Regions from separate parts of the Mus musculus genome. Here all the other regions are linked to region 2. Evidence: chromatin loops called from intact Hi-C (ENCODE). Cell type or tissue: left cerebral cortex. All regions are shown on one strand. Each heading gives the region's core, and the rest is flanking DNA. Links, peaks and the distances in the headings are about the cores only. Region 1 holds the start of Nfya (nuclear transcription factor-Y alpha). Region 2 holds the start of Gm52308 (a long non-coding RNA gene). Region 3 has its middle 9.3 kb from the start of Trem2. Region 4 overlaps Nfya (nuclear transcription factor-Y alpha).

The links. A loop is a pair of places that touch in the nucleus more often than their neighbours do. Peaks named below come from ENCODE experiments on the same cell type or tissue, not always from the same donor. Only the 100,000 strongest peaks of a DNase experiment are listed, where the experiment ranks them.
Region 1: a loop joins it to region 2, with 2.9 times the contacts of the local background. A loop is called at or near these places in 9 of 42 quality-filtered maps.
Region 3: a loop joins it to region 2, with 12 times the contacts of the local background. A loop is called at or near these places in 31 of 42 quality-filtered maps.
Region 4: a loop joins it to region 2, with 2.9 times the contacts of the local background. A loop is called at or near these places in 8 of 42 quality-filtered maps.

What each region holds. Positions count from the first base shown.
Region 1 is chr17:48,403,737-48,411,616 of GRCm38, forward strand. It overlaps Nfya (nuclear transcription factor-Y alpha), which reads right to left and starts at 6,084. Exons shown (of 10, transcript NM_001110832.1): 1 at 5,890-6,084. Oard1 (O-acyl-ADP-ribose deacylase 1) reads left to right here and starts at 6,264. Exons shown (of 6, transcript NM_001289490.1): 1 at 6,264-6,636; 2 at 7,092-7,168; 3 at 7,528-7,672. The coding sequence starts at 7,130. In left cerebral cortex, for the core only: no CTCF peak of the experiment used is centred there; DNase peaks (open chromatin) are centred at 3,701, 4,365, 4,850, 5,294 and 2 more places; H3K4me3 peaks cover 1,664 bases; H3K27ac peaks cover 1,961 bases.
Region 2 is chr17:48,271,191-48,279,070 of GRCm38, forward strand. Treml4 (triggering receptor expressed on myeloid cells-like 4) reads left to right here. Exons shown (of 6, transcript NM_172623.2): 5 at 1,499-1,628; 6 at 3,190-4,168. The coding sequence ends at 3,303. It overlaps Gm52308 (a long non-coding RNA gene), which reads right to left and starts at 1,217. Exons shown (of 3, transcript XR_003952373.1): 1 at 1,027-1,217. In left cerebral cortex, for the core only: a CTCF peak has its summit at 3,849 (motif pointing right); DNase peaks (open chromatin) are centred at 3,574 and 3,873.
Region 3 is chr17:48,333,200-48,341,079 of GRCm38, forward strand. No RefSeq gene overlaps it. Among named protein-coding and RNA genes, the nearest start is that of Trem2, 9.3 kb to the right of the region's middle. In left cerebral cortex, for the core only: a CTCF peak has its summit at 3,868; a DNase peak (open chromatin) is centred at 3,866; H3K27ac peaks cover 209 bases.
Region 4 is chr17:48,388,354-48,396,233 of GRCm38, forward strand. It overlaps Nfya (nuclear transcription factor-Y alpha), which reads right to left. Exons shown (of 10, transcript NM_001110832.1): 4 at 7,297-7,443; 5 at 5,068-5,199; 6 at 4,827-4,932; 7 at 3,987-4,153; 8 at 3,523-3,696; 9 at 2,896-2,997; 10 at 1-989. The coding sequence ends at 936. Among named protein-coding and RNA genes, the nearest start is that of Nfya, 18 kb to the right of the region's middle. In left cerebral cortex, for the core only: no CTCF peak of the experiment used is centred there; DNase peaks (open chromatin) are centred at 4,417 and 5,960; H3K27ac peaks cover 1,946 bases.

The DNA.
Region 1 (7,880 bases), core at 1,232-6,231, 130 kb after region 2:
AAGAATTCCTCACAGGTGTACTCAGCTCCTTGGGTTTTAGTTAAATCTAGAAGTGGTCAAGTTGACAACCAAGAGCAGCCATTACCTAAAACTTTCCAGATTTATGTTTTCTTGTAAAGTTCATTTTTACGGCTGTATTAAAATTCCATTTTACATATGCATGACATTTATTTGCATTACCCATTCTGCTGATAACATCTACGTTGGTTCTACTTCCTTGTTATTGTGCATAGGAGAGTGCAAGTACTTGTGAGGTAGCATAGGATCCTTTGAGTATGTATGTAGCTGAGTCACATGGTAGATCTATTTGAGAAAGCTCTGTATTCATTTGTACACACCAACAGTGTAAATAGTGAAGACTCCTCTTTCCCACATCCTCAGCAGCATTTGTTGCCCTTCTAGATGAGCTGTTGACTCAGGTAGGGAGGTGGGGTGGGGTAAATTTTAATTTGCATGGCTCTGGTGGATAAGTATGTCAGTCACTTTTAAAAATGCTGGCCCTTTGTGTCCTTCTGAGAACTGCAGAGCCCATCTCATGCCTGGCAGTTCTAGTCCTCTAGTATCTGCAGTTCTGGCAAGATGGCTCAGTTGGTAAAGTACCTGCCTCAGGAGAGGACCTGAGCTTGACCCTAGAATGCCCATAACACTGGGTGTGCTGGCCTGTTTATAAAGCCAGAGCTGGGGAGGCAGAGACGGCACAACTTCTGGGTCTCCAGTTCAGCCTAATTGGTGAGCCCTCAAACAACGAGAGACCTTGTCTCAAAGGAGGGCAGTTACCCAGAGGATGAGTGGTTTCCTTCAACAGACAAACACACTAATGGTATGCAGGCAAAAACTTTGATTCTGTAGCTACTTACTTTGCTAAATCCTAACTTCACAAAACCCCTCTGTTAATTCTTTTTTTTAAAAGATTTATTATTATACATAAATCCACTGTAGCTGACTTCAGACACACCAGAAGAGGGTGTCAGATCTCATTATGGGTGGTTGTGAGCCACCATGTGGTTGCTGGGATTTGAACTCAGGACCTTTGGAAGAGCAGTCAGTGCCCCTACCTGCTGAGCCATCTCACCAGCCCCCCTCTGTTAATGCTTAAGAATGCGGCCCTACTCAGAAAGTTCATATCCTTTTCTGCCACACCACCCTGGAAAAGCCCCATCTTGTCTTATCTCACAAGCCAAGCAAGGTGGGAATTGATTGGTCAGTCCTCAGTACTTGGATGGGAGTGTTCTTTTCTAGGTGTCTTAAGTGTCTCTCCCTGCCCCCCAGTAGTAACTTACTCTTATAGTGATAAAAAATAAAATGAGTTTGTGGAGAGATAAGCCAGCATTTAATTTGGCAGATGGTAATTATAGAGTCTTAAGTAATAGGTACATGGGTATCCATCATAACATTTTTTTCAACTTCACTGTCTGGAAATTGCTACATTACAATGTAGGGGGAAATATTCAATAAAAATAATCAGGCTCATTCATTACCTGTAACCAAAATAGATCACTATGCCTTTATTGTGGGTTCCAATGGACTGACTACTCAACACACAGATTTCTGGCTCTGACTTGAACTTACAAAGACTTGCAAAGGGAAGACAATATGAATGGCAACATAACTAAATTTAATCACTACCTCATTAGCAATGTATTCGAACTTGATTGCTACTTTACTGGCATGTGTTCATTGTATAATAATGGTTTTTATCTGTATGTTTTAACAATATACATAACCTGTCTGAACTACTGACCCCATTTTACAAATGATCCCTTCTTGTCTTTAGATTATGCATATTTGGTATTTGGCTTTCTGAATATACCTTTGTTACCTTACTATATAGCTTCAGTATCATCCATTTCCCTACAAACACCATAATGCATACTACACTGAGTATACATACATTTTCTTTACCAGTTTACTCACTGATTGGCGCCTACAGATTCCCTAACTTGGTGATGAAGGCACAGCAATGAAGTGCAGTGTCTTTAGTACATGTTGACTCTAGCTTCTTCAAGTGTACTCCCAAGACAGTATAGCGGGATCATATAGTGGGGGGGGGGGGCTGGGGGGGTATGTCTACAGTGTGATGGCTTTTCTTGGTGTCAACTTGATACATTTGGTATTAGCGAAAACCCAAGCAGCTGGGCACACCTGTGAGGAATTGTTCTAAGTTCAATCATTTGATGTGGGTAGGTCTACCTGTAATCTGGCTACACCTGGTGACAGTCCATATAAAGGAACTGGAAGAAGAAAGTGTTTGCCCTTCGCCTACTTGCCCTTGCTGGCAAGTTCATTCCTTCACTGGCTGTACAGCCTAGTACTTCTAGATTCTGTCATATACTGAAGACCAGCTGAACACACACACACACGTCAGTCTCTGTCCTGTTCCTAGAGAACCCTAATACACCAATGTGCATACACTCCACGGTGGCAGAGCTGACTTATATCCCAACCGATGGTATTTAAGAGCTATTCCTATCCTCACTCACCGGCACTCTTTATTTTCTTGATGACAACTATTCTGACTGGTGTGAGAAGGAAATTACAGTATAGTTTTCATCTGCATTTTCCTGATGGCTCAGTATGTTATTTTTAAATACAACTATAGGCCATGTGTATTATTTTGAGAACTGTCTAATCAATTTGAGTATTTATAGCTTAGGTTATTTTGTTTGTAATTTCTGAGCTCTTTCTATATTCTGACTATTAATCCCATCAGCTGAAAAGCTGGCTAAGTTTGCAGATTTTACACCAGCCTGTTGGAGCCAGTTGCCTGAGCTGGTTCTTGAGACCTCAGGTCCAATATGGTAAATCAGCCAAACTAAGTGGCTCCACTAGGGCACCAATGTTTTCCTTACTGGGGGTGAGGGGGCTTGAGGGTGCTAACAGGTGGTCCAGGCTGACCTCAAACTCAGAGATCCACCTGACTCTGCCTTCTGATTGCTGGGATTAAAAGCCTGTACTACTACAGTCCATCCAATGTTTCTGAATTTTACCTTGTTGTCTAACAATGTACCTGTCTCCAGACTAATAAAGTAGGGCTACAATATAAGCAAGCATGGCCCCATGATAAGAAACTCTGACATCAGAAGCCTAGACAGAAAGCAAACTGGAGTTCCTTGAGCCTGAGGGAAGGAGGTGGGAGAGACTGAATAGATGAGCTAGCTCTACGACCATTTTGGGGATGACCAAAGTTCTCACCCTTTTTTTCAAGTGGGACTGTACAGGTGTGGAGAGCTTTAAAAACTCACCAAAATACAGATATACAAGGATTAGATTTTAAAGTTTTTTTTTTTAAGATATTAACAACCTCTGTATTTTACCGCTTCCACTAGCCCCAAGACGCTTTCCTATAAAACTTTCTTCTTGGCTAAATGTCCTAAGTCTGCATCGTCTCAGATTAAATGCAGAATGGAGCCTGAAGTGGGCAAGAGGGCTGGAATAGCTGTAAGGAACATTTGGAGTTGACTCAGTTATCTTGCTGATACAAATGCTCCACTCTTAGGCCATTGAAACCTACTGGGCTTTGGAGGCAGCTTCAAACCCAGCAGCCATTCTGCATTGATAAGGGAGTGGTGGCGCTTGGAGCACAACCCTCAGGTTGCCCATGGTGCCGACTTCTTGGCTCCAGTGCGGCCATATGCTCCTTCCTCCATCAACTCAGCCAGCAGAACTGTGACACAACCTGACACACTTCCTTTCCTTACGCTTTCTGTGCCCAAGTTTATGACAGAATTGAGCCAGCTGGATTTAGTCTGTCTAGCTCTTCTACAGACTTGTGAATGTGTTTTTGAAAGTGAGAATATGAATGAATAGGAATGAGAATGGGTTTATTCTGGCCTCTGAGACATTCTCTTCCATAGCATTTCCTGCCCATTTACATGGCACAGAAGTAGCTGGCCAGCACTTAGAATCTTCAAAAGCTGAAATGCCCAGAAATGCTCCTACAATAAGCATCTGATCACCGCAGTCCATCTGACCTGGCATCACACACACACACCCAGCTAGGGCCTTTGAAGGCTCCAGTGTGCTCCTTGTCTCCACTAAGGAGATAGCATGAACTAAATAACAAAACAAGTTAACTTCAAAGAGGCTTTTAAGTCTAAAAAGGAACAAAAATGTGTATTAGACTCCTAAAGGGAAATACAGTAAATGGAGTTTGGGGGACAGAGGCTTTTCCACTGGGGACAAACCAAGGAAAGCACTGGGAAAGGGTGTCATGTGAGTTAGGTTTAAGTCTGAGATCTCACCCAGATGAAGGTAGTATAGGGTGAAGTATTTCAAACAAAGGGAGATGCCTGGGCTGTGATTAGATTAGAGAAATCGAGAGTCTGCACTACTTTTTCTTAAAGTGCAGATGCAGAGGAACCAGTGGAGGCTCCACAGGTCTGAGTCACAGTGACTGAGGAGAACTGCCTTTTGTCCACAAAAACATTTGGCAGTTTTGAGGTGGACATATGCATCCATTTTTTTTTTTTAAATACCAATCAAAGTTAGAACACCCAGTCCAAATACAAGACTATGGGGTAGAATCCTCAGGTCAGCAACCTTCACCCCCAAGGTTAGGGGAGAAATCCACTCTAGATTAACTTTTAACCTCCAGTCAAAACCGTTTTCAAAAAATTCCTTTGTAAGACCTGCAAAGGTTTTTACCAACTGGACTTTCCCGCCTAAACTCAGTACTCCCGGCCTTTCTGCGTCCAACCGCACTATCTGTTCCAGTTACTCTTTTCAGTCTTTCCTCTCTGAGGACATCACCCTCCATCACCAATCAAAAGCGTGGCGCTGAAAATAGGCTTCCTCATGTAAAGTGCACTTCTGGGTACTGGATCAGATCCCTATGAAACACTAACACCAGTCAATCTCCACCGAGCAGACATAGCTCCTAGCCCTACTCGCTTGCAGCACTTGGGTGACGTCCGCCAAAGACTAATAGCTAGCAGTCCTTGGAAGACTTCCTGTCCCCCGAAGGGGGAAAGAAAATCTAAGCACGTGTAAGTTTTAAAACATCAGTTGAGAAAACGTTCGCGCGGGATTTCAAGGTGTATTAGAAAAAAGAGACACGAGTGGGCCGAGCTATTGAGTGGAGAGATTAAAGGAAAACAAAACCAGAGAGCATCCAAGGGAGAAAAGATCAAGGGAGGAGACAGGGATAATAGGAACTGCGAGATGTGTGCCCCCAATCATTAAGGATGCACAAGGGTTATCAGTTCTGCAACAGCGGCGTTTCAAACACCGAGACACTGAGCAAAAAGAGGAAGAGTGCTTGGTTGGGCTCCAGCACGGAGGTGTGCCGGCACCGCGGGCTGAGCGGGGAGGAAATGACGAGCCAGAAAGGGGTGGTAACGGCGCCGGCCCGGGAGCCCCGGTGGCGGGCCGAGAGGAGGGGCGCGGCAGGCGCGCCAACGGCCCCGGGGTGGGTCTTGGGAGGCCGCGCCGCGCGTCTCAGTCTGGCCTCGCTCCGGATCTGTAGCCCCAACTGTGCAGAGCTCAGGACACACGGGCCTCGTCGGGGCCCGGAATGTGGGGACACACAAGGACAGGCCGTAGGATGAGGCTGGAACGACGTGGGGAAACCGCCACGGTCCGTGGCTGGGCGGTCAGCCACCTGACCTCTCGGGACCGAGGATCGGGGACCGGTGGCGCATCCGCCACCGGCCCCCGGAGACGATCCAGATCCCGAAAAGCCTGGCTCCAGGACGCCGTCCCAACGCTGGACGGCCCCTGCAGGCCTCCACCAACTCCGAGCCGGGGCTACTGGCTACCCAGCTCGGGCAGCCTCGGCTCGACTCCCGGGCTCGACGGACGCCTGGGCCTCTCCTGAGTGGTCAGCGAGACCCGCCAATCGGGGCGCTGGGGCCGGCTCTGGGCCGCTGGATATTGGCTCCTCATACTCACCGTGCCTCGCTCCCCCGGTTCGCTGCCCGCGCTGATTGGCTCCAGTACCGGACCCCGAAACCCAATCAGAGGCTCCAGCCGCCGCTGCCGCCGCCACTGCCGCTGCCTCGCAAAATGGCGAATCTGAACAAAGGGGAATCGGGCCTCCCTCCAACCGCCTTCGCGCAAGCGCCTTCGAGACCACGCCCCATAACCCCGGCCAGCCTGGCCCCGCCCCCTAGGAAGAGCACCGCGCAGGCGTTCCAGAGGCCACACCCACTTCCTGGATTTGACACCGCCTCCCGCCAAAGGCCTACGCAGGCGCCTTTCACACGCTCCGTACGCTGCTGCTTAAACACCTCCCTGAATTATATACCACGCAGGCGCTGACACGCCCCCCTGCCCACCTATTTCTAAGCGTCCACTGGGACCCACCCTCTGGGGCCGAATGCGCAAGCGCTCTTCTTCTCCAGTCGGGGTCGGCATCTCGGTACGCATGCCTGAGCGGTAGCGGGAGCCTACGGAATTTCCCGCCGGAAATTCTGAAGCCCTTACTACCGAGAGCGGGCGCCGCTACCCAGCTAGAGAGGCTCACTTCCGCCCCGTTAAGGGATGGGGGCGGCCATCTTGAGTGTGCGTACAATCAAAAGGCTTTGGCGGGATTTGTTGCGTGTCGGGACTCTTCTGTTGCTTTCCTACCTACGAGGGTTTCATCCCGAACCCTTCCCTGCTTGGAGGAGGGCCTGCTGACGGCCGATTCCTTTGCAGGTGAAGGATGACCCCCCAGTACCCACTTTTCTGCGGGATCCCAGGGTTGCCCTCCTTAGGGTAGGAGGAGAGACGGGGAAGTCTTATCAGACCTTCCTTCCTGTACCTCCAAGACTGGTGGTGATCTTCCCCTGAGAAGCAGTTCTCGGCTCACCCTGCCGCTCAGTGTAACTGTGGCCAGGTCTTTCCCGTTCTAAGCTATATTCTCTGGGAAAATTCTGGACTGTCCTAAACCTTCCCTGCTAGAAGTAAGGAGGTGTGTCTTAGGACCGCCTTTGCTTCGGCTCCTGGAAAGCTGTTTTGTGTTGCCTCTTAGAGGCTGAGTGAGCTCACATCCAGAAAGAATACCTTAAGGAGGTGGGGAAGACTAAATGGGTTGTCAGGGTGATCTGAACACGCTATGTTCGGGCTGCCTGAGCGGTATTTTTTTACTTGCTTTTCCTTTTCATTAGCAGAAGGAACTCTTAAATTCTGGAAATAGCGACTCAGTAGCATGGCCACCCGCCTTAATGAAGATCCAGAAGGAAGTCGAGTGCGTAACAGCTATTAAATTTATCGGTGAAGTGAAAATCAGAATAATTGAGGTCAAAAGCATAAACACTTTTTAATTAAACCAATAATTGGATTCTCGCCCCTCCCTGTTTGTTTCTCTCTAGCTGATTTACTTAGAAAAGGCTAATACAACCCTAGGCAGATAATAACCATCCATCACTTTCCTTTTACAGATACTTTAAAATATCGTGGTTAACTCCTAAGTTGGGAAGAGTTGTCTTTAATTCAGAGTGTCAGAGAAGCAGGGTTGAAGCAGTGGGGGTGGGGCTCTGTTGAAGATCTGAAAGGAGAAATAGTTTTCTGTTTTTAACCTTTTTTTTTTTCCTTTGCACGTTTTAGATCACTTACGTGAAAGGAGATCTTTTCGCATGTCCCAAAACAGACTCTCTAGCCCATTGTATCAGTGAGGATTGTCGAATGGGTGCTGGAATAGCTGTTCTCTTCAAGAAGAGATTCGGAGGGGTGCAGGAACTGTTAAGTCAACGTGAGTTTCCAGAGCATCGTAGCCTGGTTCATGCTGGCTGAAGCCTGATTTGGTCTTCCGCTATACTCTGTGTACATGTACAGTCAAAGAGATTTCTAGTGACTGCTTTTAACTGTTAAGGGTTTTGTTGTTGTTATTGCTGCTGCTGTAGTTTTTTTAAACTTCCTCAAGATTGGCCTCTGCTGTAGATCTTTACCACACTAAATCA
Region 2 (7,880 bases), core at 1,070-6,069:
ATTGTTACCTCTGAGAACAGGGTAGCACAGGTACAGGAAGTGAGTCTGTTGTGGCCACACACATGCCTGTAATCCCTGTATTGAGAAGTGGAGACCAGGGGGTTGTGGGGGGGGGGGTAAAGATCATTCTGCCCCACATAGAGAGTTTAAGGATGACCTGAGCTACATAAAACCTCTCTAAAAATAAAAAAAATAAAAAAAAATAATCGGGCAGTGGTAGCACACGCCTTTATTCCCAGCACTTGGGAGGCAGAGGCAGGCGGATTTCCGAGTTCAAGGCCAGCCTGGTCTACAGAGTGAGTACCAGGACAGAGAGGGACAGATGACCAGGTGGGACGCATGTAACAGACCTGTGGAAATACAGGGACAGATTATAACATATAGTGATATCCATAAACAGTAGGGGCAAGCTCCCATTATTTGGAAGACTAGCTACGTAATTTAAGAATGAACCCCAGTCGTAGAAGATCTGCCACTCTACACAGTGTTGAATCCCGGGCAGATTCAAATTGCATAACTATGAAAAATAAACTTAAGCTAATTTTTAAAAAGACATGGCTGGGTGTGGTGGTGCATGCCTTTAATCCCAGCACTCTGGAAGAAGAGGCAGGTGGATTTCTGTGAGTTTGAGGCTAGCCTAGTCTACATAACAAGGATAGACAGAGCTACATAGTGAGACCCTGTCTCCAAAAAAAACAAAATAAATAAATAGCAGGTGGATATCTGGGAGAAGAGGAGTTTTTTTATTTTTTATTTTTTACAGAAAACATTAAAAACATATATCGTGGGGACCAAGCTAAACAAATTACATGGAGGAGGGAGGGATTATGCTCAACAAGCAACATTATGGGAAATGTTTGCAAGCAGATAAGAGACTGGAAAAAAGAATCAATTAAAAGACAAACATGGCAGGCCAGTTACGGACCTCAAATGGGGAAAAATAATGCCAATCCAGTGAGACTCGGCAGACAACAAGGAAGATAATCAGTGGGACAGAAAATCTGAAGGGCAACCTCATGTACTCACGCGTGTTGCTAAGTCACATCATCAGGAACCACCTTGTCACACCTTCACAGTGAGCAAAGGGGCCGGGCACTTGGAAGGAGCAGACAAGGAAGGTGAAGACTCAGTTCCCCTGAAGTGTCTCTCTGTGATCTCCTCGCTGGCCTGCTGAATTCTCTCTGTGATCTTCTCGCTGGCCTGCTGAGCCAGATAAGCTTGGTGGCTTCTTATCTAATGAGGTCAGGAGGTTCCTTCTCCCAGTTCAGTTCAGATCCCCAGCCAGGGTTTTTAACCCTTCCAACTGGGTGTCTTTTAACTTGGTTTCCTCTCAGGCCTAGGGACCCCAGGGCTCCATTCCTGATTGCATTCATTTTCCCTTCAGAGCTTATGGAGGGTCCGTATGCACATAAAAGGCAGCTACAAGGAGATGGCTTAGGGTCACACAGGAGCAGGTGACATCCCCACCCAGGCATCTCTGTCTGTCTCCTGCCTCCAGAAACCAAAGTTCCTCCTCTCCTGGCTGGACCTCCCCGGGGCTTCTGGTCTCTGTGCAATATGGACTCCTCCTGCTCAAGGCCCTGATGCTGTCAGTTTTCTGTGTGCTTCTTTGCTGGAGGAGTGGCCAGGTGAGTGGCCTGACCGGGGTGGGGCCGCTATAGGGTCGGTCTGCTGAATGCTCTATGACAACCATATTTTCAGTTTCAAGTGAGTACTACTAGCAAGCCAAAGTAAAAAAATACAAATGCCAAACAGCAGAGAGATAGCAAACCATCATAAAACAAGGCACTTAAAACATCTAGAAAAAAAAAAAAAGAAGGAAGCTTCATCGAGGCACCAGTGCGTGTTTCCAGGAGACAGAGTCCCTGGCAGGGCAGTGTTCCCTTGGGCGAGGCTTCAACAGAAGAACAAAGAAGCAAATAGGACAGGTACAGCTACCATCAAATTAACCAGCAAAGTTGAGGCAGCAGCTGGCTCCCAGGCGAGCTTTGCCTTGATGGATGCGCTTCCCATGGCTGGAATTCCACCTTCCCTGCCTCTACACTTCCATACCAGGTGGCAGCAAGCAACAGTAACTTCTGCTGGAGACATTAATTTGGTGGTTTGAATAGGAATGGTCCACATAGACTCATGTGTTTGAATGATTGGCCCCTAGGGACCGGCACTATTAGGAGGTATGGCCTTGTTGGGGGAAGTGTGTCACTGTGGGCTTTGAGGTCTTATATGCTCAAGCTATGCCCTGTGTGGCACACAGTCTCCTTCTGCTGCCTGCTAGTCGAATGTAGAGCCCTCGGCTCCTTCTCTAGCACCCTGTCTGCCAGCATGCCACCATGTTTTCCTGTGAACAATAATGACTAAGTCTCTGCAACTGTAATCTAGCCCCAATTAAATATTTCCCTTTGTATATGAGTCTTTTCACAGCCATAAAACCCTAACTAAGGCCATAACCTTCAGGCTGTTCACCTTGGTTTAAAGAAATCAAGTGGAAATTAAAAAAAAAGAGAGAGAGAGAGAGAATGTAAAAGGAGTGAGTATAGGCTTAGATTTTTCTAAACCTACATTATTTGGGGTTCTAGAATGCTTTAAATTCCCTTCTAGTCCACTGACCAGAGAGGTAGTGGGGAAAGAAGGTTTATAGAAAAAGGAGATTGTGGAGGCAAGCCCACGAGAGAAGCATGGTGTTTTCAGTCCTGGTCCGTTTTGCTGTTCTCTTCCTCCCTGTTTAAAGTTAGTTCACCCATTCCCAGACAAGAAGACTTTGAAACACACCCGCTTCTATCTCAATGGAGCATGATGGAGCCTCACTTCCAGAGGCAGCTCCACAGTGAGCTCAAACTGCGCATGTCTGTAGATTAGTGTAACATACATCACAGGGGCAATAGAGCTGGGGTCACAACTATCCCAGGGAATATACCTAAGAAGATGGATGGGTAAGATCTTAGCAGAGATCAATAGGAGTGTTATTTCTTGGGCTATCAGCCTATTCCTCAGAAAGAGGAGAGAGGCCTAGGACCCCTGTTGGAAATCTCTCTACCAGTTTAATAAAAATAAATAAAAAGCAGAAGGTACCTGAGGAAGGCCTCCAGGGGAAGGAAAGAGGAAGAACTTATGAGAGAGCAGTCCGGGGGCAGGCAAGAGAAGAAGACACAGAGATGCTACACTTAGGAAACTTCTTCCTTCCTTCCTCAGGGACGAGAGTACATGGCAGAGACGATGGAGCTTTCAAAACTACCTCACATCTCCAAGTCCTTGGACACGGTTAGCCACATCTCAGGGTATGAGAAGAAGGCTAACTGGTACTAAGGCAGAACAGGCCAAACTTCCGCTCTACCGAAGCCATCAGGCAAGCCCACGAGAGACAACAGCCAGACCTGCATCTCAAATCGCCAGGGCTAATTGACACTCCAGTATCGAGCACCCTCAGAGCTGTATACCCCGTAGCCCAGACCTCCGCCAAGATGACCAACCACGGGGCAGTTCATCTGCAACACCCAGCTCAAGTGCTTTCCCAGATCCCCAGCCCCGGGCCTTTCTCACTCTCTCTCCTGCCTCCCTTGGCATCACAAGCCTCACAGGCTCTGTTTCCCAAGTGAGCTACTCACAAGGCCCATGCCTGTCCACTCTACTCACGTTCACAAGCTCACCTTCTTGGTTTGCTCTAGATTTCCTAAAATGAGGGGGAAACTAACTTAAAGGCTAACACGGGGAGCCAAGAAAGGCTGTGTGCTGCGGACCACAAACCGAGAAAGTCCAGAAGTTAAAGGGGGGAAAAAAGTGTTTTAAACAAGACCAAAACCTCCCCAAACTGACCCTTCATGCACATCATGCTGACTTCATGCACATCAGAGCTGACCACCAGGGGTCAGTATTGTGCTGGTTTACCCAGTGATGCAATTTCATCTGCACAAAGTCTGCTTATACAAAGAGGATGGTTGGCTGATGGGAGGAGCCGGGGAGAATCCCTTAGGGAACAAAAAGAATGTCACATCTGTAAAACAAGAAGAGTCCAGAGTGACGTTCAGGAGAGCCTGGATACTGGCATACGCTACTAACAACATGCTGAATGTAGCCACAGCCTTGTAACCATAAAAAGGCCACTATGACGGGGTCACATTTTATTCCTTTTTTATGTTATGTGTGGGAGAATAAAATATAGATGTTTCTTCATAGATATTTCAGCTCATACCAGCCTGATGATCCTATCAGTGCATACACTTTTGCTCCATTTCTCCTTTGAAGTGGAGATTTCTGGTTTCTTTGTAAACTCAGTTGTGTCACATGATGTTTTCCTGGAGGCTGCCTTAGGAGAGGATGTTTTACTGAAGCAGACATGTGAGAGGGCATGTGATGTTTTGCTGGAGTGGATGCTTGAGCGGGTGTGTGATGCTTGGAAAGAGTATAAATGGAACCCCATAAACAATGAGCGGTCATTCTTGCCTTGCAACACTTAACTGGGCTGGGCTGGGCTGGACTGGGCTGGACTGGGCTGCGCTGGGCTGCATTGAGCTTCACTTTGTAGAGAGAACTTCTTGTGGTCTTCTGGGTGATTCTTGCCAGTTCAGCAGAAACTTGTGGTTTCTTCTGGACCAAGCTGCTGCTAGTGGTTCATGTTTGGTGTTTGCTATTGGATTGGTGTGGCTGCTTGTATTATGTTAATCTGCGTCTCCAAAATTGTTTGCACGGGAATCTGCACGTCCAAACTTAAGACAATGAGGGACCCCGCCCCCAGTTGGTTCTGATTGGTAAAGTTGCCGGCAGCCAATGGCTGGGCAGGGCAGACAGGGCGGGACCTTTAAGAAGGGACCAGGGGAGAGAGGAAAAAGGAGCTCTGCCTTTCTGAGAGGAGGAGAGGAGAGAGAGACATCATGCCTGAGAAGGTGCAGGACAGAGACAACAGCTGCCATGAAGAAGCTGAGGGAAAGCAGCCCAAGAGGGCGAGGGCAGCAAAGATGGAACATAGGGTTTAGTATGTGACAACTTGGGAATATTGAAGGGAGGTGGATTAACCATGTGGAGGTTAGTAAGTGGCCCAGCCATTAAGCTGATTTAGGCATATCAAAATATAAGGACTGTGTGTGTGTGTGTTTCATTTGAGAACTCAGAACATTAGGGAGGGGTAGTAAGGAATGCTGCTGCTGCTGCTGCTGCTGCTGCTGCTGCTGCTACTTCTGCCACTGCTGCTGCTGCTACTGCTGCCACTGCTGCCACCACTGCCAGGATCAATTTGAGTATATAATTGGCTATTATTAGTACCGAACTATTGGTGTCCTAACAACGAAGAGTGAATCACCCCAAAGAACTACATCTAAGAAGGTCCACAACCTCCTTTTCCCATAAGCCTTCTTTTCCCACTAACTCTCTGGTCAGTGGACTAGAAGGGAATTTAGAGCATTCTAGAACCCCAAATAATGTAGGTTTAGAAAAGTCTAAGCCTATACTCACTCCTTTTACATTCTCATTTTTTATTTCCACTTGATTTCTTCAAACCAAGGTCACTACTCAAATGCATTTGGTATGTAATCCTGAATGTGACTGATGCCTTACAAAAAAAAGAGGCATTTCCCCCTTGTGACTGTATTTCTTTTTGACTCTGTGTGTGCGCGCGCGCATGTGCGTACATGAGTGCTATGCCTTTAGAGACCAGAGGAGATCATCAGATCCCCTGGAGCTGGAGTCACAGGCAGTTGTGAGATGCTGGGAACTGAACACCAGTCCCTTGCAAGAACAGTGAACTATCTTTCTAGACTCTGTGTCTATATTACTAACATCTATAAAATAATACAGTATACTTTCCCCCATATATTTATTTCTTTTGCTCATTGCTGGGTGCAGATGCCCAGGCTACTGTTTTCCAATGCTGATGCATACTCTACTGCGTGCATGCTCTCCATCGGGGGAGACTGCTGGACCCAGGGTTTGTGTGATGTCTTGCCCTCTCATTGTCACAGTGCAAACAGTTCTGTGGGGAACATCTTCATCGTATTGTCCTTGAAACCCACGTGTGGATTAGAATCTATACCCAGAGGAGTTGGTAGGATTTCAGAATCTAAGCTGCTGGTGCTTCCAGCGTTGTTCCCTAAACACTACTAGTCAACCAGAGATCATACTTACTGTGCATCTACAGGAAGTACGCAGAACCATCTGTGGATTGGTCATCCAAGAAGCAAATGCAGGGATGTTGGGAGCATGAAGGTTTTGTGCCCACAAATTACCAAGGAAACCAGAAATATTAAGCATGCAGGATTCTCTTTCCAAAGGAAAGGAAGCACGACCTATTTTTCCATGTAGAGGGCTAGGAATTAAAGGTGATTAACAGCTTGGTGGTCTGTCGGGTCAGGCCATATCAAGCCTCCACAACCAAGGCTGGAGATAGTTAATAGTCTAAATGATTCTTACATTATCTATATAACCAGGAGCTCAACCAGGATTGAGGTGGCTAATAGCCCAAATGATATCTGTATGACCGAGACCATGCCAGATCCTTCCCTAGGCCCTTAAGCTAAATACATATCTCTAGGACGCATCTTCTTGGAAGAAATGACATGTACTTTGAGTTGGGTTTTGAAGTAATTATGCCTCCTTGTGCACCCGGGGGCTGCATTATACCAGGGAACTTTTTTTCCAAATCATACCGTGTTCAAATATGCTGACAGGGGCATCAGACTCCTGGAATCTGATCCAACTCAGCTAAGTTGGGCTGAACTGAGTTTTCATTCTCATCCTTTGATGGGTCATTTTGCCACCAGCCATGACACCAGTAGGGATTCCTACGGTGGGAAGAACCCATTGGTGTTGCTCTGCTACCTGGTCATGTTGTCAAAGCTGCCTTCATAAGAACGACACGACACAGTCGGATTCTTCTCAATAGCCTTTATTGCAGGAACGCCTCGAAGGTGCCCGGGTGCCCAGGGAGCCCTGCTTAAATGCACTCAGCCCCCATCTACTCACGGCAGGCCACATCACCTCACCAGGCATGCAGCTTCAGCCAATCAGGGCGGCAGGGGCACGTCTCCACCAAATATGGACTTGTTTACACCGCCAGCATCATGGTGCACCTGCGCAGCTCTCACGATGGTCGTGGCTTATTTTCAGGTGTATGAGGAAGTCAGGTGCAAGTCATAAGACTTAGCTGCAGTCCCAGGCGCCATCTTGGGACTGCTGCCACACCCACTCCTCACACTGAGCCCTGGATGGGACATCTATATGAATCCCTTGCCCCAAGGCTCAGAGGACATTTGTAAAAATAACTATGATTCTTCTGCTGTAGCTGTCATCTTGGAGGCTCCCTCCCTCCATCTGCTAACCTAGGCCTAGTCCTGGAAGCTTCCAGCCTCTGTGAAATCTATTCTAAGCTGAGAATGTTTTCTGTCTCTGTGACTTACTGCTGAGTAAGTTCCTCCTTTCTACTTCTTTCTGAGTTCCAGCTGGATGGCTCAACTCAGCTGTGCTAGCTCAGACCTCTTCTCTAAGATGACTGATTCAACCTGTTGTCTGTCTCTCCTGAATTGTTCTGCTTGGCCACAAACTAACACTAGCAATCTCTTCCAATCTCCTGGCTCCTTCCTTGTAGTGCCAAGGAAGTGTTAGTGAAGCCAAAAACAAAACAAAACAAAACAACAACAACAACAAAAAAAACCAACCCATGGCCTTTAGCATAATTGGTTCGTGCTGGGAATCAAACCATAAACTTAATTTCTGTTTCTGCACTGGTGAGTGTTAGGAAGAGAGCAGGGCTTGCTGGTGATTACTGTGAAAATGCTGGATTTGTTGAGGGAAATTAACCTGGAGACACAGGTCTTGTTGGGGTTAGCCTAGAAACTGGCGCTAGGCTCGGATTTTGTTGGGGAGGGGTGGGTAAGTTGGAAACTAATGCTAGGTAC
Region 3 (7,880 bases), core at 1,525-6,524, 62 kb after region 2:
TGCTTCGGATGAAAACCTCTTTGCCCTACCCCCTTTCTGGGCTTTGCCTAATGAGTCAGCCTTCCTGGGCCCTGATGATGGCGTTCTAACTTCAGCAGGAAGTAGTTAAGAGAATGCATTGCCCCTTATCCTCAACGGAGGCTAGAATGTCAGATCTAAAGGCAACTTCTTCGCAAGGGGAACAAAATGACTATATGTATTGGCATACCGGGCTCTCTCATTGTTAAAAAAAAAAAAAAAAAAAAAAAAAAAAGGTACCTGTTGAAACCAAATAGAGCAAGGTCTATCAACAGCTAGATTCATTAGCTAAAATAGTTCTACAATATGTTAAGGTACTTGGCCTACTCTATACAAAGAGCAAAGAAGAGGACTTTAAGAAAAATGTATTCTTTCTATGCTAACCTCTTGCGCGCTTCCGACTCACCAGCAAGAACTACGCTGCAACAGGATCCTGCTGCACACGTTTATTGGGAGAGCTTGATTGCAGAGGCAAAGAGACCCCGAGCCCAGAACTGGTGCTGCTTATATAGGCATAGGAGAGGCGTGTCTCACATCCAGATTGGTTATGCACTAAGCCTCATTTGCATGTTCCTCATCTGATTGGTTATTCTCTCTCAGTACCTCACCGAACATCATTAACATACCTCATTTGCGTGTCTCACATCTGATTGGTTATACTCTCAAAACCTCATTATCATGCCTGGGTCAGGCAGTGTCTTGGCAAAAAACTTTACTGCATATGTACACATTGGTTGTTTGCCCAAACTTATGCGTGGTGTCCAGCAGTAGCCTGCGCCACCCTGCAACGACACATGTGGCTTCCCACACTAACCAATCAGACCAAATTAGAGACCCTAGCTATGATACAAATTTTGTCTCTTGCCAAATAGAAAATGCTAGTATAGAGAGTTGGCCTGGTGCTGCTAACATACTCAAATGCTAAACACCAGTCCCCAAGATCTGGGTGCCATCTCAATGAGCAAATTCTCTCGTACACCAAATAATGTTGTATAAACTTTGCTCGCCAATCTTCTCTGAGTGGTTAAATAAAAATGGCCACAGCCGATTACTAGGGAGAATGAAGGTAGGTGGTGATTTCCTTAACAGGCTGGAGGCTGCAGGCAAGGACCATGAGAGAGAAGAGGGAGGAGAAAAAGGAAGAGAGGAGGAGGCTGCTGTAAATGGAGATGAGCCATGAGAAGAGCATCCTGAGGACCAGCTGATGGAGCAGGAAGGCAGCCCAGGGAGACTCAAACAGCAAGTAACTTGGGGAGCGCAGCTGGGAATTAACCAGTCAAGTGTATAAAAATAGATTAGGGATAAGCACCTAGTCATTGTGTTAAGCTGATTAAATACATTGATAGTACTCACTCTCAATTATTGGGGGTCTGGCTGTGTCATGTTAAGAATAGAGCTAATTAATAACCATTTTCAACAAAAGCTAAGACACTTGCTGTCTGCTGGCATTATTAGCCATACAACAGACATAAATGGCCGTTCCCTATTAAGAATTTGAAAGGGACACATAAGACCCAAGAGGATGATGGGCCATTCTGACTCCACTTTAAGATTAAAAGCCATCTTATTATAAAGTCACTCCTATTTTCTGTAAAACCTGGATTTAACCAGGTCTTAACCCATCTTCTGGAATTTGACATGTTCCGCACCCTGTACCCTGACCTCCATCCTGATAAGATGTTCTACCAAATAATTTTTAGATGTTCAGCCAAGTTTCTACTAAAATTCCTCTGGAAATCTTCCCAACCCTTAGACCTCTTCTAGTCTTGCAGGTTTTGGGGGGCTATAGAAGCCCTACTTTTTCATATGTTCAATACTATTTCCACAAACCCCACTTTAGGGAGATGGCCCTGACAGAAAATCAAGCTTGCTGAATTTGACCAAAGACTCTGGGTAATCTTGTTTGGTGGGATTAACAACTCACATTCGTTTTTAAACACAGTTACTGCAATAGTTGGTGCAAGAGTCCATGTGGGGGTTATACTTGGAGTGGGAGGGGGCTCTGAGGAGAAGACCTGATCTGTCACCACCCAATGGAGGACAGAGGTGAAGCCACAGGGAGGTGCAGAGGCTCGGGGCTGTTATGAAGCAAGAGGCAGAGGAGTGATGTCCGTTTCTTTGGGACATGGATGCTGAGGAGAAGGACTTGAGAAACACAGCAGTGGTGTTCTGGTTAGCGGTCCATTACAGTGATAAACACCATGACCAAGAGTCCTTTGGGGAAGAAGGGATTTATTTGGCTTTCACGTCCTCATCAAGAGCCATTAACGATGGAAGTCAGGGAAGGAACCTGAAGGCAGGAACTGAAACAGAAACTATGGAGGAATCCTGGTTACCACCCACTCTGCTCCCCAACGGATAGAAGGAGACCACCTACCCAGGTACCACCCTCAATGAGCTGTGGCCTCCCCATATCAATCATGAATCGGGAAAATGCCCCACTGTGTTGCCGACAGGCCAATCCTATGGTAACATTATCCCAATTAATTTTCCTCTTCCCAGATGGTCTTAGAGCTTCTGTCAAGTTAACAAACCGCTAACCAGCACAGGGATGTAACCTCTGATGAGAAGTCTGGTGGCCAGTCTTGGAAAGACACTAAATCTTGAAGGAGCTGGGAAAGATTCTGCCCCCAAAGAGAGATCAGTGTGAGGGTGGTTTGGTGACCCTAAGCAAGTAGCCTGAGAAGTTCTGGTCCTTTGGTTGAGTTAATGAGAGGAGAGAATTTGAAAGAGGCAGAAGCTCCCACAGACATGGGAGTCACATTGTTGTTGAGCTGTAGGTGAGCTAGCTGTGGTAACACACCACCCGGACACGAGCTTGCTTCTCATCCCAGCTCCAGTGTCAGTTACCAAGGAGGCTCTGCTCCACACAGACATCCAGGCACCCACGTTCTTTCCCACAAGGGTGTCTGTCACCTTGAGAAACTAGAGCATCTGGGGGGACCGTCTCCATCCAGGTGAAGAAAGGGAGAGGACATGGGGGATTGAATCAGAGGTCTGTGGGCCAGGTCTGCAGCCAGTAAACTTCATTTCTTGTAAAACACAGTATATAGCCAGCTCTGGTTGCACAAGAATTTAAAAGATGTAGGCTACCCGGGCGGTAGTGACACACGCCTTTAATCCCAGCACTTGGGAGGCAGAGGCAGGCGGATTTCTGAGTTCGAGGCCAGCTTGGTCTACAGAGTGAGTTCCAGGACAGTCAAGGCTACACAGAGAAACCCTGTCTCGAAAAACCAAAAAAAAAAAAAAAAAAAAAAAAAAAAAAAGATGTAGGCTAGCCTTTTTTCTTCTTCTTCTTCTTCTTTTTTTAGGACATTAAACAAGCTGAGTGTGGGGGACCACGCCTGTAATCCCAGCACTCTGGAGGCAGAAGCAAGAGGGTCTCTGTGAGTTCTAGGACAGCCTGGGCTACACGGAAAGACTGTGTTAAACAAACACAAAAGAAACCCAAAGAGAGGTTTTATCCTAAGTATTGACAGCACTCATGTGTGCTGGGGGTGTTGGCTTCTTCGTAAGTGTTCTCATAACTTGAGTTATAATTTCTACACACGGGTCTTCAAATTTTAATTTTTCTTAGTTGCTGCTTTAAAATCTCCCCTTAAAAAGACTTAAATTGAATCTTTAATTGAGTCTCAATTTCCAGCAACCAATTTAAGAATGATTCTTGCTTGCTTTTCAAATTCAGAAGCAAATGATAATTTTAGGGTAGATGTTCCATAACTTTAAAAATAGCTTTAGGAACATTTGGGGGTTAACAGAGGTCAGTCTGGCCTTGGCTCTGGCTTTATCTCTTGCCACTAAGAGGGCTGTGACCCAGCATAGACAGGACAACGTAGGGAAACAGCGCCACCGTGCGGAGAGTCTACTGAGGCTGGCCGTGAAACCTGGTTCTGGTCTTTATGTTCAGTAAAGCAGAGATTCTCTAATAACCCTTTTCTGTGAAGGCATTAATGCCTCCATCAGGACAGAAAGAGCCTTTAGGCGGCAGAGCATCCTTGTCTTCCAGCTCTGCCACCTCCAAGGACCCCTACATGTTCATCCATTGAGAAGCTCTCTGAACTCTGTCTCATCACAGAAGCTTCACCATCACCAGGACACAATGACATCATTGGCCATGGTTGACTACTTATCTTCAGCCCCTATCCTTCCCTGAAATTTGAAAGTAGACCTGAAATTCTCAGCCCTCTTAGCCTGGTTCTCCCCCGGCAACTAGCCCCCATCTTGACGCTAGCTCAGAGCCCACCAAGGGGCTCCTACCACTTAGGAAATGTAGGTGTTCCTGTCAGCTGTTCCCCATTCAGACAACTACAGCTATCTCAGGAGATCAAAGTCAGGAATCCAGAGTGAAAAACCCCAAATGGAACAAAGTACTCACATCTACAAGGACATTAGGGATTCTGTCTCAAGAACCTGATCTAGAGACCAAATACGAATTTTTATTACATCATAGCGTCACAAAAACACTCACAAAAGAGAGGCAGAGAGGGGGAGAATATGCAGGAGAAAGATTAAGAAGCAGGGGAGGGAGAGGAGGGGGAGAGAGAGAAGGGAGAGAGGGGGAGAATATGCAGGGCAAGAGTAAAAAGCAGAGGAAAGGGAGGACGGGAAGGGAGAATGAGGAAGAAGGCGGGCAGGAGGCAAAGAAACACATGAACTGAGTACCAACTTTGCATAGTCGTTTGTCTGCTTCCTCGGGTGTAATATGCCCTAAGAATAAAGCAGCGCTTAAAGTGATAACAGCGTCAGAGAGCACAGTGTTGGCAGGGGCATTGCTGCCACTATCCTGTGACTTTTGTACCACCTATGTGACACAAAGCAAATGAGTTGTTATTTGAGCCTCTAACACTACTGTTTGGAGGTAAGGTTCTCTGGGTGGGAGAAAGACAAAGACACATGATGAAGGTGGTAACTCCATCTGAATTTCCATAGAACTCCATAGAATTTTTTTCTATGAATTACTTTATTATTATGGGGGGGTCACAGTTGACATAATCTGGACATAGAGAGAGATCAGGTGACAGCTTTGTGGCATTGGTTCTTTCTATCTACCTTTATGGGGGTTCTAAGGATTAAACTCAAGTTCTCAGGCTTGGGCATCAAGAGCCTTCACCCCTGCTGAATCATCTCAAGGGTCCTCATCTTAGTTTTCTATTGAAAGTGTCTAACAAACAATTAGTCAATGTAATCCTGTAATCCCAGTAGTAGGGATGTGGAAGGCAGAAGGATCAGGAGATCACAGTTATCCTAAGATATAATTCAAGTTTAAGGTTAGCCTGGTCTATATAAGGTGCCATCTTGAAAAAATAAAGGATTGAAGAGTTCTTGCCTCTACCCACTAAAAAAAGCCCAGAATTAGTGACTAGCCCAGTAGCAACGAGGCCCCATAGTATCCAGATTGTGGTCATCATAGTTTCATTTCTGTCGCTGTGATAAAAGGTACTAACAAAAGCAGCTTTAGGAGGGAAAACAACAACAACAACAACAACAAACCATTTATTCAGCCTACAATTCCAGGTTACAGTCTGCTGTCACAGAGAAGCGAAGGTAGGAACCTGAAGCAGCTAGTCACATTCAGGGTCAAAGGCACAGAGAGAATAAATAAATGCATGCTTCTTGTGTTCAGCCACCTCTCTTCACTCATCTAGTCCAGGATCCCCTACCTAGGGAATGGTGCCACCCATGGTGGGCTGGGTCTTCCTACATCAGTTAACACAGTGAAGATCATAACTCATACACTCTTCTACTGGCATGCCCACAACCGACCTGATCTAGACAACCCCTGACTGAGACTGTCTTCTCAGGTGATCCTTGGCTGTACTAAATTAATGATTGTTGCAGGATATTTGATCACACTGAGAACTCTGAGATTGTGTTAACTGAAAACAAACAAACAAACAAACCTGTTTTTAATTGTAGCATGGCTCAGCCTTTAATCACACCTTTAATCCCTCTGGCTAGAATACAGACATGTCTTTAGTATACACTTTTAATCCCAAACAGTAAAGGTAAAATTAGTTTGTAGTTGGAAGCACCCATGTTGCAAGTGATGTCTAATTGAGTGGCAGAGAAAGTGAAAAGTCAGAGAAAGATTCAACAGAATAGAATCTGCCCAATTCTCCCAAGAAGAGAGAGGAACGGGAAGCTACTTGAGGGGCAATGTAGAGAGAGAGCAAAGGCAGTTTTATTGGGAGAGTTTTATAAAGACAGGTTGCAGAGAGAACAAGCTTGACACAGATGAAGACAGAACGAGACAGAGAATGAGAAGGAGCCAGAAGGTTAGGACATATTGCTAGAGTTAGTTCAAGGCCAAGCAGAGCAAAAAGCCAGAGGCCAAGAGAGAAGTCAGAGTGAATCAGTCAACTTGGAGTGGAGTTTGAACCAGAACGGCTAGCTGAGTTGAGCAGCCAGCCAGAGTTCAGAAAGAGCTAGAAAGGATGCACTTATTTAGCAGTAAGTCTCAGAGGCTGAAAACCTTCTAGGCCTAGATAAGATTGTATAGAGATTTGAAGCTTCCAGGACTAGGCCTAGGTTAGCAGACAGAGGTAGTAAGCCTCCAAGAAGACAATCACACCAGAAGAATAAAATATACTTTTACAGATGATCACATACACTGCAGTGTTCTTGAAATACATTTTAAAAAAATTTTTGGGTCAGGTTCTCCCTACATATCCCAGGCTGTCCTTCAAAGCAATCTTCTTGCCTTGACTTTACAACTGTTGGGATCACAGGCCTCTGCAATGACAAATGATAATGCTAACTGTCAACTTGACCGACTCTAGGATTGCCTGAGAGATGAGCCTTGGAACCTGGCTGACGGAGAATATCCTAATTACATTTACAGGACCATCCCGAAAACAGGCAAAGGGAGTTGAGCACCAGAAAACATGGATTGTCTTTCTCTGCTCCTTGACTATGGTTGTGATGATGTAATGCTCAAGCCTCGGATGTCATGGCTTCCCACCATGATGCACTGTAAGCTGGGATGGCAAGCCAAATGCATCATCTCATTTTAAAGCCACTTTCGTCTGAGTATTTTATCACAGCCATGGGAGAAGAAACAAAGACACAGGCCTGGCATTAAAATACTCATTTTCACTAAAAATAGCAACAGCGTTGCCTGAAATGGACTGAGCCAAGTCTAAATAAGAAGTGAAGAAGCCAGGCCTGAGACATCTTGTCATGCCATGTGGCTAGGAAGATGGTGGGCTTAAATCAACTGGAAGGACTCAGTAACTAGCCAGGGGTCAAAGACTGAGTGATTCCCATGGCAACAAAAACAACAACTACAGTGCCTGGAGAGGTGGTGCCTTTGATCCCAGCACTTGAGAGACAGGCAGGCAGATCTGTTTGAGTTTGCTGTCAGCAAATTTATGCATCTTAAAGTTAAGCTGTTTCAAATGTAAATGTATCAAATGTATCAATCTATTTAATGTATCAAGTCTATTTAAGTACATCGAATCTTAAATGCATCAAATCTATTTACCTCGTTTCTTTATACCTAAAACATTACTGGTAACCAGAGTTGCCAATAAAACAGTACACTTGTGTAAAAACCAAACACAACCAATCAACAACAAAACAGTTTATAAATGAGAGAATGAAGCACTCCTGCTTTTTATTTTGAGATGGCTGCTCTGTGCCTCATCCTCCCCAGTGGTGAGATCACGGGTGTGCAGTGGTGGGGTCAGAGGTGTGCAGTGCACCATGTGTCCCCAATGGTGGGATCACAGGTGTGCAGCACAGACTGCTCTTCACCTTTTTTTTGTCACTTAAAAATTACTTATTATTAAAATTACTTAACTATTAATACACACATTGATGTGTATGTGTGTGATGTGTGGGCATACATGTGATGTCAGAGG
Region 4 (7,880 bases), core at 1,880-6,879, 120 kb after region 2:
GTATCTATCCATCCACTGGAGAACCACGCTCTACAGCAGCACTAGGGCCAGCAGGGCCCTTGCTCTCTAGATTGAAATGCACAGATCCTTCCATTTGCTACTTGCTGTCATAAAGCCCATGATTGAATACCCTAGGTTCGCCTCTGTTGGAGAACGACTGTGAATGTCCTCAACACTTCAGCACAGATGTTTTGAAGTTTTGTTCTTTACTCTCTAAACTGTCTCTAAAGTGGCCACAGTATGAACTATGACCCAGATGGCTGTTAATAGAAATGAGCAGACCACAGTCAAAGCTAGAAATGTACCTTTTAGGTCCATCTATCCTTTTATCCTGAGTCCAAATATCCTTTTTGTACTTTCTTGGCTGAAGTAAACACCAACCTAGCATGTGGGCAGACAGATTCTTATCAGCACAGGTCAGAAGACAGCAGCTTGGTCTGTTGCTCCAAGTCCTAACAGGAAGCTTCTTTGCTTGGGAGCCACCTGAGTGCCAAGTGTCTATGCATCAGGCAGCCCGGCACCCCACCAGGGCATGGATGCTGTTGAGAACCCACAGGGAGGCAGGGGCTGTGGCTGCCTCGACTGAGGACCAGGTTGAGAAGGCTGCTCTCCCCTACTGCAATGGCTGACTGGATGGCTTTACCACTCAACATAAGTGCTGTGTTTGTAATGCTGGGCTGGCAAATACCTCTTTTTAATCATCCAAATTTGCAAAAGGTCAGTGTCCAACAGTCTGAAACAGATCCTCAATGAAGGGGTGCGACAAAAGCTTGCCACTTCAGTTTGTCAGCCATCATTGCAGCTGTAATACTGAGCTAAGTAGTTTCTGTCCTGAGAAAGGGCAGAGTGAGACTGTCAGTGCCCCACTGGAAGTCAGTCCATTTCCAGAACAGTGGAGAGGACCGTGACTGATCAGCTCTGCCACCCTCCTGTGGTTAGGAAACTCGGATGATCTGTGTCATGGCTTCTTCGTCAGCTTGGTTTGGATCCTACAGAGAGAGACAGCACAACAGTCCTTTACATCAACACTTAGGTGCTTGAGTGGCTAGGACAAAGCCCCAGAGCAAGCACCATGATACACTGTAATTTTGTGTCATTATTTTTATATGAGATGAAAAGAGGTGAGGGAACTTCCCATGTCAGCATGGAGAACAAGGAAAGCCTTCCACACCATGGCCTACAGCTGGCAGTTCCTATTCACAGACATGCGCAGATACCACTAAGAACAGAGGGTTGTCAGGATGTTCGCAGTGTGGTTCACTAAGGAGAAGGAACCTGCAGACTGCCGTGGGTAGACTATTAAAGCCTTCACTATCTGATCAGAACTGCACGTGGCCACCGGATGGGGCCCTGTGAGTGTAGAGGAATTCCATGCTGCTGCTAGTGAAGAGAGCCAGCAAAAGAATCATGAACCCAACCACTTAGAACTGGAAAATAAGTTAACCCCCAAAATACAACACAACAAAGCTTTCTATTTTAATGTCACTTACTCTGCAATAAAGGAAGCAATGGGGACCAAATAGAGAAAACCTCTTGTTGGTTCTTACCAGGTAAAGGATGGAATTATGGGAAAGTATAAGAGGTCAGAGAGCTCCAGGAGAGATGAGAGCAGGCTCAAAGCCTCTCAGACCTAAGCCAGGCCTAAAAGTAAGGCAGACCAAAGTCTGTGGTGGCATGCTCCCACAGTAACCCCAGTGCTTGGGAAACTGGGGTAGGAGTAGTGCAAATCTGAGGACAGCCTAGGCTACACAGAGAGAAGAAGGGATAGTCATGGAAATGATGGAGAAAAGAACATTACAGACTAGAAAGTGTAAGGACCAAGGACCAGGCAAGAGAAACAGATAAATAGGTAAACAGTGAACAAATGAATCTAGACCCAGACATATGCTTACTAACCATGGGGTGAGAGAACAAAGGTAGGAGAAGGTGTGATGTGGTGCCTGACGACCACCATCCTGAGATGTGGAAAATGCAAAGGGAGGCAAGAGGCATGACAGTGGATATATTAATCTAAACCAAGAAAGAGGACTAGGCCAGGCTGGCATCAGTCAGGAGGGTACAATAAACATGTAAACATGTAAAATTATGTTTCAGAAACAGAACCAAAAGAACTTCAGAATCAGAACCATCTAAACTGTAATAACTGGGTGGTGACAAGCCACCTGTTTAGGTAATAGAATAATGAACAAGCACTCCATTTTGGACAAATTCAGAAGCATGTGAGATAATTAGTGAGATTCTACTACCTGAGTTTGAATTCAGTTGATGAGTCTGTTTGTGGAGGAAGCAGGATTTGAACCCAAGGCTTCATATGCCAGTCAAATACTCTACACTACTGAGCTAGCTACACTACTAGCCCTTTATGAGAATGGGTCTCACTAAATTAGCTGGGCTTGAATTCATCTCTAGCCCAGGCATGGCCTCACCTTGTTATCTTCCTGCCTCAGCTTCCAGGGTAACTGGGATGTGGACTGCACTTCCAGGGCTGATTCAGCTGTGCAAGGATCGGCCTTAGGCAAGTTACCTAAGATCTCAAGAACTCCTATTCAAATGTAAAAAATGCTATGTACTCTATGGACCTGAGGTTCTCAGTCAGTTGAACAACAACAAATAAAAGCTTATTAGAATGCGTGACACAAGAACTGCCACACAGCATTAAATGATACTGACTCTAATCGAACGCTACAAGAAAGTAAAACTTTTCCTTAACAAAGAACTGAGAAACCAAGAGTAAAAAAGGCCGTGGGTTGGAGCTTTCAGTGCTTCTAAAGGAAGGAAGCTAAGCAACAGGCATCACATGCTGCACAGAGTGTGTTTCTTCCTTAAACGGAGGACAGCCCATTGTTGATGGAGAGAAGGGCGGCAACAGTGAAAGGATGGATGCAATGTCCTTACCTGCATGTGAGGACTGTCCTTTTCTTTTGGAGAGAAGAAGCGGCCCCCTTCCCCACGCTTCCGTGCCATGGCGTGCCGATGCCGAGACTCATGGAGGTATTTCTAGAGAAGAGAAATAAGAGCCCCCACTGTTAGTGAGAAGACCTAGCAGTCACCTACTGCAGAGTCCATCACTACAAGTTCAGGCAGTGCAATCAGGGCCTCTGCTCCGGGAACTGACCGAGGTTTGGTTGAGCAAATGGCAGGTCAGGAGGAGATCCCATCTTTATGCTATCTATAGCTTAGACTGGGTCAGTGGATGCTGGCTAATGGGACAGACAGACAGACTGACTCCTTTAAAATGAGGAGGCCGCTTTCTTATTCCCTTGGCTCCTTGGCTAGAGCCCAACTGCCACTTCAAAGTACAATCAACACATGAGCACTGCAGCCTTAAGACAAGAGGAAGTCCAGAGGACACGTTTTCTCTGGACTTTACTGTAGAAAGGACAAAGTCCCTTGTTTCCAAGACATTTTGTCACCAGTCTTATAGTAAACCTTCCTGCATTCCAGTGTTTGGGACAAGGAAACACACACGCTTGATGCAGAACTGCACTGCTTCCTGCTTAGCACTCCCCAGGGCACACATACCCTTCGTTCCTTTGGGATTTTCCCTTCTGCCTCTAGCTTAGCCCGTGCTTGTCTCCTCTTAAGGATGCGGTGATACTGTTTGGCATTCACATACAGGGGCTCTTCTTCCAGCATCTCTGCTCCAGGTAAAGGGATTCTTTGGATAGCAGGCACAGAGCCAGCTCCTGGTACCATCTGCATGAACAGGAGACCAGACCTTATTACTGGCATGAAAACCCTAAATAAAATTGCCCATTCACACCCATACTGCTGCATCTCCAACATCCAGACTAGTCTGCTAACTGGTAGGCATCAGAATGAACTAGGCTTCCTGTGGATGCAGACCACTGCTAGTGCCTTAAGGATGACGTTAGCGTCAAATCCAGAAGTTAACATCATAAGTGACTTCACAGGAGACACCAACTTGCAGCTCAAAGACAAGAGAACCCCACGGGAAGCTCCAGTGCCAGGGACACTTTCCTTACCATGACCATTCCTCCTGAGTTGACCACATTCCCTGCCACAGGCAGTGTCACAGTGACCGTCCCTTGTCCACTGCTGGTTGTGTTGGTATTGGCTCCTGTCTGAACGATCTGTGCCCCTGCCAAACTGGCTGCTGGGATGGTGATCATGCCTGAAACAGGGACTGTAACTTTAAGAAAACAAAACATAAAACAAAAACAAAACAAAACAAAACAAAATAAAATAAGCAGGTACACGGAACAGAAAGAAGGGGAAAGAGTTAGTCCCTTCTACCTGGCTCCTGTATACCCTCCTGGATAACTGGCAAACACATGGAAGAAAGCAAGTGCCTTCTGCTGCTTCACTGTGTTCTGCTAAGTTCAGTTCATTTCTAAAAGTCTAACAGTCTAGGGCCCAATTCCAAATAAATTCTACTTCCGCCCACCATCACAGAATCTGGCTGCCATCTCCTTTCTAAACTTAGCTTCCAAAGCATTTAAGTCTACTTTGAGCATGGTTTCCCTGAAGCCAAGTCTAGTCCTGTTACATACCTCCTCTTCCTAGGGCGTACCTCTCTAAGCCTTTGCACTCTGTATGGTGTTTACATCTTCGATCTTGTGACTCTAAGTAAACACCTATGTGAATAGATGTAGAGGCCCAAAGTGAAATGGAAGGAACTCTAGTGACTAAGCAGCATCAGGCTGGTCTATGTGCTGACTGACGGTCGGTCACTGCAGATGTGGTGGGAATCCTGTTGCTGTTTAAACAGGACATGGACTTCATAATGACTCTGAAGCACTCTCAGGTACTCAAAGGCTGAAACTAATGCCCTAAAAAGGGCCACTGCAATAGCGGCAGCTTACCTTGCTGGAGAATTGTGCCATCTGCATTAACTGGTTGGTAGACAATAGTCTGTCCTTCAGCAGTCTGGGCCACTTGCTGTCCCTGGACAGCAATCTGTTGTTGTGTCTGTAGAAAACAATGACATATTTAACAGATGCCAGAGACTCACGGAGACCCCATTTTGATGACGTTCTTCACATTCACATCCCATGTGAACCAGGTGGCTTGCTGTCCTGATGACAGAGGAGCAGGTGGACTCACCTGAGTCTGGCCAGCAGTGACTGCAGTCTGTGGCTGTTGGATGATGATCTGCTGGGTTTGACCCTGCTGGCCTTGCACCTGCACAGCCTGCCCACCCTGAATCTGGATCTGTCCAGGAGGCACCAACTGTATCTGTGGAAGAGAATACACAAACAGCTTGGCACCACACTGACACCACTCCTCTGGCTCCTTATTTGTTTCTGTTCTTTATTTTAGGTGTATGCGTGCCTGGTGTCCAGAGGCCAGACGAGGGATCCTCTGGAACTAAAGTTACAGATGGCTGTGACCACAAGGTGGTGCTGGGAATCAAATCTGGGTCCTCTAGTAGAATGGCTAGTGTTCTCAACTGATAAGCTATCTCTCCAGTCTCAGTCTTTGATTTCTGAAAATTAGCTGAACAAATTCCACTAGAGACCAGGAAATACCCAGAGGAATATGCCTGCAATTCTACAACTTGGGAGGCAGAGGTAGGGTTATTAGGAATTCAAGGCCAGTGTTAGGGACACAAAAGTGTCCCTTTAAAAAAATAATCGTTGGTGGCATGGTTATTTTTTAAAGTATATTTACTTAAACATACTCTGAAGTGCTGTTATCAACGAATCAAACAACTTTTAAAATACATTCTTTCCAAGTTAAACGTTATGCTGATGGCAGCAAAGGCAACACTTTGATTAGATCCTGGATAGACAGACAGATCAGCTGTCAACCTTCCGATCCACAGAAACTGAAATGTATAACCACCCATTTAACTAGACAGAAAATCATCATGAAAACAAACACTAGGCATGTCTGTTTCTAGATTAATTAACAGAGGTGGCAGCCTGAACTAAGAAGGAGACAGTGAGCAGAGCAGTAGTCACTCTGCCTCCTGCTGCCACCTTTTCCCCACCATGCTGTACCAGCACCCTTAACCTGTGAGTCAGCAGAACAGTAACTCACACAAAATGCTTCTTGCTTTCAGCCAACAACCTCTAGGATATGATGATCCACAGGAGTAACACAGACAAGGCTCCAAATCCCTCACTGTCACTCGTCGCTGCTGGCAGTGTTCACTAGCTCTTCCTATCCCTACCCTGCAGGTTTTAGAGTGCAAAACTCACACTACAAAGATGGAAAGCAAGAGATCCTGTGAGGTAACCACTTATCAGAATCTTGACAAGAAGTTTTAAATGTTTTTCTTTGAAATCTTGTAAATTGACAAAACAAAAAAGCCTTAACACTTTGCTCAAGGAACAAAATCCTGTTTTCTTGAGTACTGATATATAAACCTTAAAAGATCTGATGGGAAAGCATTTAGGAAGGCCCACAACTCAAAATTTCTAGTACTTTATACTCTAGAATATCCCCAATCCAAGCCATGGTCCCAGCTACCTAAAGTCTGGCCTCCACCCCTCAACCCCACCCCTAGACCCGCCTTCCTTCTCACTGGCTTTGTAAGCATCTATTACAGTTCCTTTGACCCTCTGGAGCATTCCCAGATCTAGCAGCCTGGGAGGTCACTCTTGAAAAGGTGAGTCTGTGAAGGACATGACTAGAGCCTCAAGTCCCACCACTCTCCAGCTGGACTGACTGCTGGTGGGAGGGAAAGGGAAGGAAACCAGACCATGGATGGCCCCGTGTCTTAGAGACATCTGTGGACCTTTTTGTTGGGCTATACACTGCCCAAATTTTCTTAAAGACTGGAATACTACTTAACTCAATTAAAAGTGTTGGCAGCTGACTAGGTCGCAAATCTACCTGGTTCCACCTGGACTGTTTTGCTCCAGGGTTTCAGGTAGCAAGGAATACCCGTTTCCACCACATTGCTGTACTCCTGTTATGCAGTACAGTACAACAAAGGCAGAAAGACTAAGCACAAAGTAAGGGGTAGGACTCAAGCAAAAGCAGCTGGGTTTTGTTTTTTGTCTTTTTTGCAGCAATTTCTTCTTCAAAACATCTGCTCTGCAGGCTAGGAAGACAGCTCAGACAGAGGTAAGGCATGTGGTGCACAGCACAAGGGTCTGACTGGAACCTTGGCATCCACAGGAATTCATGGCAGCCCTGGCACAGAGGACAGGCAGGAGACAGCAGCAGGCTCCCAGACTACAGCTAGTAAAAGATGTTGTCTCAAAAACTAAGGGAAAGCATGTGTGTACAAACCTGTACACATATGAATTATATACACCATCCACACTCATACCAGACTTCTACTCTGACATACAACCTAAATACTTTAAAAACACTGCTCACCTGCTGTAAACCTTGTGTTCCAGACACAGGTACTTGCATGATGGTTTGGCCTTGTCCACCAGGCACAGCCTGTACCATGATGGGTTGGCCTGTTGATGTAATAAGCTGGCCTCCACTGACTTGCACCATTAACGGCTGCCCCTGGACCTAGAAAGAAATAAAATAACAATGAAATAGTGTCAGACACAAGCAGCTTCACAAAGATGATCAATCACTGCAACTATCCTGCTGCCTGGAAGAGGGGAGGCAAGGCAGATTTAGGAAGGTCAGTCTTCCACCTCCCCACCAGGGTCTCTATGTAGTGCTAGCTGGCCTTGAACTCAGATATCCTCCCTCTGCCTCCCAAGTGCAGAGATGAAATCCTGGCCTGAGACAGTGTTTGTAAACTCTAATATTCATATTCTCTCTCTGTCTGTCTCTCTGTGTGGAGGTTATGTGCATATACTACAGAGAGTGGGATGTCAGATCCCCTGGAGCCTGACTTACAGGTGATTAAGAGCTGTCTGACATGGTGCTGACTGAAATCAAAGCCTCTGCAGCAGCAATATGTACTCTTAACTATCGAGCCATCACTACAGCTCCAA